Regions from separate parts of the Homo sapiens genome. Here region 1 is linked to region 2. The links are chromatin loops, found by intact Hi-C in ENCODE. Cell type or tissue: IMR-90. All regions are shown on one strand. Each heading gives the region's core, and the rest is flanking DNA. Links, peaks and the distances in the headings are about the cores only. Region 1 overlaps NCOR2 (nuclear receptor corepressor 2). Region 2 has its middle 97 kb from the start of SCARB1.

Region 1 (5,365 bases), core at 280-5,279, 270 kb after region 2:
GAAGCTTCCAGGGCCTCCCGGAAAGGCGCCTCTGCCCGGCCAGGTGGGAAGAGGACACAGGTGTGGTGGTTTCTGGCATCACTGCGTTGCTGGCATGCACCTCCGCTGGGCAGAGTCATTCAGTGTGCACCTACTGTGTGCCAGGCACCAGAAGGGGCTCTGGGTCCAGCAGGAGGCAAGGCGGACAGCCAGTCAGAGCTCACGGCCTGAGCTTTCCGCTGTGGATTTGGAAACCTTACCAAAGCCCGCAGTGGCCGGGAACAGGGAATGTGGCCCACTTGGCTTCTGCTGCTGCCTGGCAGAGTGCAGTGGGGGCGGGGGGCACTTGTGTGTTTGCTACCTCCTGGCAGGCATGGCCCAGGGACAGACCCCTGCAGCCGTGCATGGGGAGCCCCTCCACCTGCCTGCGTGGGATCTGCAGCCCTCCTCCAGCTGGTTCAGGGGCCAGCAGGGGCCCTGGGGCTGTGGTTGGTGGCTTGGATGTGCAGAGGCCTGCTTGGGCCCTTGGTGTCCCCGTTGGGTATCCCGGCCACCTGAGATCTACAAGTCCCTTGACCTCACCCAGGCACCGTCTTGTTCTCCTCGGAGGCCTGACCCTCCTGACTCTGCATGGCTGAGCACCTGCTGTTCCCCAGGCACCTCTCGGTATGCCACAGGCACAGGGTCCTCGCAGCGGGCCTGTGCAGCGGGACTCCTGCAGCGAGCTGTTTCCTCGGCCTGCAGAGTCAGCCTCCCTCCTGACTTTCATCCACCTGCCCATTTCCCCTTCTCTGTCGCTGTTGCCCTGATCCCCCAGTGTCCCCTCTCTTGGACATTTGCAGGAGCCTCCCCAGGTCTCCCTGATCCACTCTTGCTGTCCCCAGTGCCTGCTCGTAAAACACTGACCCTTTACTCTCCCCCGCAACCACCTTCTGTGGCTCCCCACTGCCCTGAGAACAAAATCCATCCTTACCCGGGCCCATGGGGCCCTGAATGACTCTGTCCCCACTTCCCCCCATATTCACTCAATGAATTTCTCAAACATAAACGGCACCTGTGCTCACCCCCAGGCCCTCGCTCACCCCTGGGCCTGTGCTCACCGCCTGGCGGGGGCTCACCCCCAAGCCTGCGCTCACCCCCCACCAGCTGGCGCTCACCTCCCTGCTCTTGCTCAGCGGCGCCTCCAGCTGGAGCACTCTCCATCCCCTCGCCTTCACCCTCTGGAAGTTCTTCTTCCTCGTATCTCCTGGCTCTCCCCAGGGCTGGGCAGAGCCCCTGGCCTGAGACCCTCCAGGGCCTGGACCCCGCTGGGTTCACAAGAAGTCCCCAGCACTAGCCCGGGGCTCAGCAGGGACCACAGTGTGTATGTAAATAAATGAATGCCGCCCACCCTTTCTGACCCCACCGCAGCCAGACGCAGCGGCGACATGGGGCGTTTGTGTCTGAATTCCCCCTCCAGCCCGGATCCATCCTCAGAACCTCCTTTGGCCAGGACCAGATCCTGGAGACCCTGGAGGGGCTCCCTCGTCCTCTCCTGCCCCCATCTTTGAGGAAATGATGTCATCATTTTTTTTGGCATTCACTTCCAAACCTGCTGATGAAAAGTCAAAGCTTATTTTTTTCCCTATTCGCAGTGCTGCACACCCGCCTCCTCTATCAAGTTTCAAAACCTTTGCATCACTGCCCTGTAAAACCCTGTAACCATTAGCAGGCCTCATTCCTGCCTCACCCTGCCCTCCTGGTAGCCACCAGTCTCCTTTCTGCCTCGTGGATGTGCCTGTTCTGGACATTTCATATCCGTGGAGTCAGGCAGTTCGTGGCCTTTTGTGTCTGGCCTCTTTGGTTCAGCATGACATTTTCTGGTTATGTGTGGTGTAGGACACAGCCGTCCTTCGTTCCTCTTTATGGCTGAGTAATACTCCATCGTAGGGATGGACTGGAATTTTTGCTGGGTCTGCCTTTTGGCTGCTGTAAATTCTGTTGCCATGAACATGCATACCGTGTTTTGTTTGAGTCCCTGTTTCCAGTTCTTTTGGGTGGATGCCTGGGAATGGAATTGGTGGGTCATATGGTTATTCTATGTTTAAATTTTTGAGGAACCGCCAAACCGTTTCCCTAACATTTGTTTTTTTTCGAGTTGGCAGGAAACGTGGCTCAGGTCGGGAGGGGTTGGAAACTGGGTTTCCTAAGCTCGTGGTGAGTGAGGGTGGCACGAGGTTACTGGAGTTGTTCCCTGTTCAGGCCCCACCGGCATGTGAGGCGCTGGGTGGGGGGCTGGTGGGGGAACCCCTTGGTAGGTGAGGGGCCGAGGTTCCAGCCCCATGCTCCGGGGTGGGCACTGTGTAAATCCCAGGCAGTGGAAAGCCAGCCAGCCAGCTGCGGGGCACTTTAGGACGGTGTCACCCTCCCTGGTCTCTGGTGCCCGTGTGCACCATGGTAAGCGTGTGCCAGGGGCCTGTCACCCCCAGGCAGCATCTCACTGGGCAAAGGAGGAAAGAAAAGCTGTGGGTAAATGAGACCTCTCGGCCACCTTGTGCAACTCAAAATCCAATAGCAATTTGGAAGTTGCCCGTGGTGCCCTTGAAAGAGGGGCAGACCTCGGGAACAGCACCCTGCAGAAGTGACGGCCTTATCTCCTCCGAGAGACCGGGAACTGTTTAGCACCTAGAGAGAAGGGAATAGAATTTGCTTTGCTGCATGAGATGACCAGGGTCTGCAGACTTTGAGCCGAGCTCTAGCAGGAAGAATTTTAGAACAGGGCTGGGTCCTGGTGGCCACAGCTGTTCTCTCTCCCAGGGCCAGACTCTTGTTTCTGGCTGCAGAACGGATGTCTCATTGCTCTTGGGGCCGGGCAGGGCTAGCTGTGCCTTGCCTCCCCATCATAGCGTCACTGGTGACTGGGCTGCAGCTGCATCATTGACAGTCCTGGTGACAGCAGTATTAGGCATTCTGGTTTGCTGAGCATTTACTGTGTGCTGGGAGCTGCTGAGTGCCTGCTGTCCGCCACCCGGCCTTTCCTGGGGTCCTTGCAGGAGGACTTAGGCAGTCGGAATATGCACAGACGTCTTCATGTGTGTGGGAGTGCGTTTGTGATTCCGATGCCTTCCTATTTATTCCACATAGTACTGGGTTTCTGTATACCTATGCTGATAATAAGCTTCTCTTGTATGTAAAGTTATGCCTAACTGAATGAAAGTGACAGGCCCGGGGCTAGACGGCTGTCGCCTGGGTAATCTCTATAAAAAAGTCCCTACGCGGGGGTGGCACATGAATGTCTGATGTTTAGGGAACACTGTGTGTTTGGAGGTTCAGAGAGGGCAAGTGACTTGCCCAAGGCCACGCAGCTTAGCGATGGTGGAGCGGGACGTGTTCCCATGTTCACGGGAATTGCGCCATACATCCTGTCTCGGGGCTGGGAAAGCCCACGCAGGCAGGACCGAGGTGGTGGTAGATGTGTCAGTCTTGGCTCCGGAATTCCTTGGCTTTTCTGTGTTTGAAGGATGGACAGCAGCCAGTTGAAGGGGTGGCCTCCTCTGTGACTCCTTCTTTCCCTGTGTGAGCCCGAATTCTTGGTGGCATGTGACAGAAACCCAGCTTGGGCTGCCAAAGACAAAACGTGCAGAAGGAGTGCCCTGGCTCCCCTAATGAAGTGAGCAGGCTTCGACCTGCCTCCAGCCACCATCGGACACAACCTGCTCTTACCGCCCTTTCGCCCTGCCTTCCTGCCGGTGGGCGTGGGTCTCAGGCAGGCTCCTGCTGCATGGTGGCCCCCAGAGCTCCAGGCTTTCATTCCCAGCTTAGATCCCCAGCAGAGAGCACCTTTCTCCTGGTTCCAGCAGCAAAAGTCTCAAGGCAGATTCTCATTGACTCCTATTGGGTCACAGGCTCATCCTTGAGACAGTCACTGGCCCAGAAGCATGCAGGACTCTGATTGGCCAGGACCGGGTCACATGACCATCCCTGGCACCTGGGGAGGGAGGGAGGGTCAAGTCTACACTAATGAGAGATGAGGTGGGGCCTGGGAGGCAGTCAGGGCCCCCAACCTTAACCTTCCTCCCAATGCCCCTCCACATTAGGCCTCCAAGGGCTTTCCTGCTTGGAGAAGGACGGTTACCCTCTTCAGGTTGGGGGAGGGGGTGTTCTGATGAAATTGCAGGGCTGGGTATGCTCTGTTTCCCCTCCTGACCCCTGACCTCGTGTGGTGCAGCCTCAGTCCTCCGCCACTGGAGGCCCACATCCAGGCGCTGGGTCCCGGTGCCAGGGTGCATTTCCCTCAGCTCTGGGGGGTGTGTGCAATTGTGGGGGTGCTGGAGAGGGCTTTGCATGAGGCAGGACCTGATGGACACACCTTTTCTGAGGGACTGGTTCAGGGAGAGTGTGGAGGGGGCCTTGGTCTGGGATGGGACCCTGTTGTAAGCCCAGCAGGTGGCGTGGAGCTGTGGCTGGCGGAGGAAGGGGAGAAGCCTTGTTGGGGGTGGGGGGTGCTTAGGGGTTTCCTGGCAAAGGCAGCTTCGGAGTAGGGGTCCCCGTGGCTCCCTTGCTGGGCCGTGTCTTCTCTGTGGGGCTGTTTTTCCATCTGTAAAGCTGCTAGCCCGCTTCGTGTTATTCCTCTGGCGTGGCCACGAGTAGATCCTCTCCCGTGGAAGGCTCCAGTATCTGCCCCAGGAGCCGTTTGGGGTACCTATCCCTAGGCTGCAGGGCCCGACTGGCTGTCATTCTGCCCTTGGCTCTTCCTGGTGTAGCCCTCCATGTCCTAATCCCACCTCCTAGTTTGCATCTGGCTAACCTCATATCAGTCCTGTCCCATGTCATGGTGTCAGCCTCCTGCACAGGGTCATAGCCTTGCCCAGGTCATGCTGTGGCCTGTGGCCCGTGGCCCGCCTGAGCTGGCCCTGGTCCCTGCTGCCCGGGACAGCGGTGTGTGATGTCCCTGCTGCCGGCCGCCCCTCCTGGGACAGGTGCTTTCTGGGAATTCTGCCCTGTGACTTAGAAACCCGGGGGCCATGGAGTGAAGTTGGATGGGCTTAGGGGGGCTGGGAGCCATCTGGGTGGTGGTGAGGGCAGCGCAGAGTCCCTGTGCCTGCCGGGTGAAGGCCTGGGTGGGGAGGAGGCCTCTGGTCCCTTGCGTGGCTTGCATGGCTCGGAGGGACCTTGAATGCCATGCCTGTCTCCTTGTGCTCCCGGAGAACAGGTGAGTGTGGCAGTGGATGGAGGAGGGTCCAGGCAGGCCCCTGGGTGCTCGCGTGTCCTCACGGGACCACAGGAACGACTCGGGGACCTGTGCACGGAGGAGCCAGCTGCCCCGTGGCTGATCTTGTTTTTCTTTTCTTGTTTTCCCGCAGGTGCCAGTGACGGGGTGGCCCGTGAGCTGATGACGAGGACTGGC
Region 2 (5,365 bases), core at 125-5,124:
GGATGCCAGCTGGGGGCCCTCTGATTCAACTCAATTCTGCCGCTGTCTACCTGGAGGCAGTGTCAGACCCCACAGGTCGAGGGTTCAGACCCCAGGGCGGCCCCTTACTCCCGATGCCCCTCTCAAGCCCTGGGATGTGTCACCTGTGCTTCTCACAGACCAGCTGTGAATTGGGGTTCCCACGACCCTGTCTTTGGGTTCAATTAATTTGTTAGAACGGCTCACAGGGCTCAGGGAAGCACTGAGCTTATTTATTATAAAGGATGTTAGAAGGATACAGATGAAGAGATGCTAGGGAGAGGCATGGGGGAGGGGCACGGGGAAAGGGCATGGGGAAGGGGCATGGAGCTGCCATGCTCTCCAGGACACCACCCTCCAGGAGCCTTCCCATGCTCAAAAACTCTGTCCTCTTGAGTTTTTATGGAGGCTTCATTAGGTGGGCGTAATTTTTAAAATTATATCATTTTAAATTTTTAAATGTTTAATTTTTGTAGGTTCATAGTAAGTGTATACAGTTGTGGGGTGCATGAGATGTGTTGACACAGGCATGCAATGTGACGTAATCACATCATGGGAAGGGCGTATCCACCCCTTCAAGCATTTAGCCTTTGTGTTACAAACAATCCAGTTACACTCCTTCAGTTATTTAAAAATATACAATCAAGTTATTCTTGACTATAGTCACCCTGTTGTGGGATCAAATAGTAGGTCTTATTCATTCTTTCTCTATATGTATATGGTTTTTGTATACATGGGCATGATTGATTAAACCACAGGCCATTGGTGATCAGTTTGACCTTCAGCCTCTCTCCCCTCACTGCTGGAGGTTGGGGACTGGGCTGAAAGTCCCAGTCCTGTAGCGCTGACTTGGTTTTTCCTGAGACCAGTCCCCATCCTGAAGCTGCCTAGGGGCTGCTGGCCACCAGTGAGTCATTGGCAAACTAAACACTTTGGAGATTCCAAGGATTTTAAGGCAGAAGACCAAATAAATATTTTACACGATCACAGTGGGAGGGGGTTGGAGGGAGATGGAGGTGGAGAGCTGGGGGGCCTCGCAGTTAGGATTTTAAGTACAGTGGGAAACCACTGGAGATTTTTCCATCAGGGAGGGCTGCGTTTGCTGTTTCTGCTGTGGGAGAGGCTGCGGGGGCAGGCGTGGATGCTGGAGGTCTGGCTGGAGGCAGTGGCCCTCCTCCTGGTGACAGATGGTGGTGGTGGTGGTGGTGGTGGCCTGGGCCAGGGCGGAGCAGTGGATGAAGAAGGGACAGATGCGGGGTGTATTTTTAGGGGCTGGAGCTCATAGAACATGGTGCTAAACTGGATGTGGGAAGGGAGGGGTGAGGACGCGTCCAGTGAGACTCTCAAGTGTCTGAGCCTGACGGCCAGGGGGAGGGAGGGGCTGCTTTTTGTTTGTTAGTTTTCATTTGTTTTTGTTTGCTTGTTTGTTGTTTGTTTTCTTTTTTGAGACAGAGTCTCGCTCTGTCGCCCAGGCTGGAGTGCAGTGGTGCAATCTCTACTTACTGCAACTTCCACCTCCTGGGTTCAAGCGATTCTCCTGTCTCAGCCTCACAAGTAGCTGGGATCACAGGCGCCCGCCATCATGCATGGCTGATTTTTGTATTTTTAGTAGAGACGGGATTTCACCATGTTGGCCAGGCTGGTCTCGAACTCCTGACCTTGTGATCTGCCTGCCTCGGCCTCTCAAAGTGTTGGGATTACAGGCATGAGCCACCGCGCCAGGCCATTTTCATTTGTTTTTGAGACAGGGTCTCTGTCACCCAGGCTTGAGTGCAGTCGTGCGATCATAGCTCACTGCAGCCTCGACCTCCTGGGCTCAAGTAATCCTCCTGCCTCAGCCTCCCGAGTAGCTGGGTCTACAGGCACATGCCAGGACACCTGGCTAATTTTTAAATTATTATTATTATTATTATTATTATTATTATTATTATTTTAGAAAGAGAGTCACACTATGTTGCCCAGGGTGGTCTCGAACTCCTGGCCTCAAGCGATCGGCCCACCTCTGCCTCCCAAAGTGCTGAGATTACAAGTGTGAGCCAGAGGGAGGTGCCACTAACTGAGGAGGGAGGCAGGAAGGTGGGGCTGGGAGCAAGTAGGGCCCCGATCCCCCAGTGCAGACCCGGGCTTAGCTCAGCATGGATTGAATGGCTGTGAACTCCCTGTGGGGGCTGCAGAGGGAGGAGTCAGGACACTGAGGTTGTTGTGTCACCCACACCGGATTCATCCCCTATCCCGGTCCACCCACCCCCAGGGCATCTGGAATGTGAGAGGCCAGAGAGAGAAAGCACCACCAGGAATCCCAACGTAGCAACAGCACAAATAACAGCAGCCCCTTTTGATGCTCAGGGGAGCACATGTTTCATGGAGCTATCCAGTGACCTGTACAGCAGGGAGACTTGAGGGGACCATTTCACAGATGGGAAGACGGAGGCTGAGGGGTGAGGCTATATTTGCAAGGTGGATCTTTTTTGTGTGTGTGAGCAATTGGTCGCGCTGTCTCCCTCTTTAGACTTTACGCTGCTGAAGGCAGGCACCGAGTTCTGTGGGGTTCGTGGTCCATGGGCATGCATGCAAATCAGTCTTTGCTGAGTTAATGAATAAATGATCTGGGGTGTAGCGAGGCTGGGGATGTGGTTGCGGGAGGGGAGTTCTGCAGACCTGCCCAGGGCCTGCCAGAGGCTGCACGTGCGGATTGTGGCCGCCAGGGGGCGCTGTGGGTCCAGCCTTCAGGGCGGCCCCAGATTCAGGGAGGCCCCAGCAGCCCGGGTCTCTCTGGCGGTCCCAGGGGCTGGGAAACGTCTGTTGTTTGAGGCTCTGGACATAGCAAAGATAAAAAATGAAAAACTGATGAACTAAGGCTGCAAGAACTATGTTCTCTTGTATGTTTACATGTAAAAATTTAACAGCTTCCATACATGAAATAGTCATGCAATATATTTTTGTGAAGTTACAAGGCTTGCAAAATTCTTAATGAACCATGTCCAGAGAGGGCAGGATTTAGAAAGGGGAAATTATCACAGTTCTTTTAATCTTGGTGGTGTGGGGCTCTAGGACAGTACATTCAAGATCTTCTCCAAAATCTGATTTGTGGTGTTTTTGTGAACTCAGAGTCCAGGCCAAATGGCTGGCTGTGGTCTCCCAGGGATGGGCAATCCTGATCCAAACCTCAGATGCCCAGAAGATATAAAATCTCAACACTGGGCCAGGCGCGGTGGCTCACACCCCTAATCCCGGCACTTTGGGAGGCCGGGGTGGGCAGATCACCTGAGGCCAGGGGTTCAAGACCAGCCTGGCCAACATGGTGAAACCTTGTCTCTACTAAAAATACAAAAATTAGCTGGGCATGGTGGTGAGCACCTGTAATCCCAGATACTGGGTAGGCTGAGGCAGGAGAATCACTGGAACCCGGGAGGTGGAGGTTGCAGTGAGCTGAGATTGTGCCACTGCACTCCAGCCTGTGCGACAGAGTGAGACTCTGTCTCAAAAAAAAGAAAAGAAAAGAAAAAAAAAGAAAATCTCAATGCCGGCCACTCCCAGCCCAGTCAGGCAAGCTCAGCTCTGGCATCCTGGCTTGCTCTCCTGGAACAGACTGTTGCTAGCATTCATTGAATCTTTCTGAGTGCCGTGCACTATTTTAAACCCTTGGCATATGCTCACTTAGTTTTCATCATAACCCAGGCGAGTGCTGTTATCATCATCATCTTCATTTTACAGATGAGGAAACTGAGGCACAGAGAGGCGAGGTCATTGTCCAAGGTCTTATGGCTGGAAAGGATCGGAGTCTGGATATGAATATTGGCCACTGGTTGGGGGGCATACATGCTTATCAGCTACTCTGCATACCTCCTCATTGACTGGGAACCAGAGCTTGCTGTGGGTGCTGGCTGAGGCATCCCACTTTATCTTATCCCTTATCCCAAGTGAAACTCAACTTGGGAACCCAGCTTCAAGAAACATAATTTCCAGGCAAAGGCAATGAATGCACACAGGTCCTGGCTCTAGAGCTTCTGAGGAGCCTGGGAGAGGAAAGGAGGTTGCAAGGCTCATTTCCCCCAAATCCAGTCCCAGCTCCATCTAGAAAGAGGCCCCCCGCATACCAAGCATGTGTCCAATCACTCCAGAAAAGCCCCTGGCAGGGGAGCATCCAGGCTCATTCCAGAGAGGTCAAGAATGGGAGGGGAAGAAGAGGAGTAAGAATAAACATGTCTAAAAATAGTGCTTGGATCTCCGAAACCCACAACAAAACAGGAAAGAGAGGGCAGGAGAACTGGGAGGGAGAAGCCTGGAGGTTTGGCTGAGGGAAGAATAAGGTGCACTGCCCTGGTGGGGGCTGTTTCTCTGACTTTCCTCTCTGAAGTCTTGGGAGCTAGGCTGGATGGAGGGTCTGAGCATAAAGGCCAAATATCTCTGGAGTCATGAGTGTTTCCAGATTTCACAACACGTTTGCCATGAAGCCTTAGCCCTAGCAAACTTCATAGCATTTAGAAGTCCTCGACTGAGGCAGAGGGAGGCTTTTAAGAGGGAGCTTTTTTTTTTCTTCCCCCTTTCAGGAACAGATGTTTGAGCAACATTGGCCATGATGCACATGTTTCTGCAAACCAGATCTCACTTACCTCCTCAGCTTCCATTGCAAAATGGGACTTCCACTCCCCTGGGAAAACATCTCTGCAGATGGACTGGAACAACTTGGCATGGAAGGTATTAAGCCTGAGGCTTGTGGTTGGGCCTGCAGTGGTTTCTCAGAACTGTGCAACACCCTTCTGGTCTCTGGGATTTTCCCTCTGCTTCTATGACCAGCCTCATCTGTTCTTTTCTGGGCCACAGGAATTTCTTCCATTTCAGGGAACAGGGACTCTGAGATTAAACACTGGCATCTCTGGTCATGCACTGTGGTGTGCTTGGCCCTGTGGTCTCTCTGTCTGTGGCAGTAACAGCTGTTTGAGGGAAGGACATAGTTTCCTTCATGATGTCAGCCTTGGAGATTAGGCAGATGGCAGGGTTTGGAAGCTAGAGCTGTGTGCTGAAGAAGATTGGATTCACTGTGTCCCTCAGGCAAGTCACTTTGACCCCTCTGTGCCTGTGTCCACTTCTGTCCAACAGGAATTCTAATTCCTGCCCCATCAATTTCAGATTCTCATGAGGATCATTAAGAAAAACATTTTATGCACTTTCAGTTGAAAATAGTTTGGGAAGATTTTCAAATGTGTCATAAAGCACTCTTGGAACAAACCCTAACATCCACGACCCAGTTTAGCTAAGTATTTACAAGGTCTAGTGGAGCTGAGCTGTAATACCACACATCACCAGCAGGTGCCACTGTCAAACACATCATGAGCGTTCTTGCACA

What was found. Peaks named below come from ENCODE experiments on the same cell type or tissue, not always from the same donor. Only the 100,000 strongest peaks of a DNase experiment are listed, where the experiment ranks them.
Region 1: a loop joins it to region 2, with 5 times the contacts of the local background. A loop is called at or near these places in 11 of 110 quality-filtered maps.

What each region holds. Positions count from the first base shown.
Region 1 is chr12:124,495,325-124,500,689 of GRCh38, reverse strand. It overlaps NCOR2 (nuclear receptor corepressor 2), which reads left to right. Exons shown (of 49, transcript NM_006312.6): 3 at 5,322-5,365. Among named protein-coding and RNA genes, the nearest start is that of NCOR2, 70 kb to the left of the region's middle. RefSeq lists enhancers at 3,998-4,127, 3,782-4,740, 4,741-5,365. In IMR-90, for the core only: a CTCF peak has its summit at 2,796; DNase peaks (open chromatin) are centred at 1,619, 2,059, 2,869 and 3,409; H3K27ac peaks cover 1,870 bases.
Region 2 is chr12:124,764,524-124,769,888 of GRCh38, reverse strand. No RefSeq gene overlaps it. Among named protein-coding and RNA genes, the nearest start is that of SCARB1, 97 kb to the left of the region's middle. In IMR-90, for the core only: a CTCF peak has its summit at 2,723 (motif pointing right); DNase peaks (open chromatin) are centred at 578, 918 and 4,798; H3K27ac peaks cover 3,254 bases.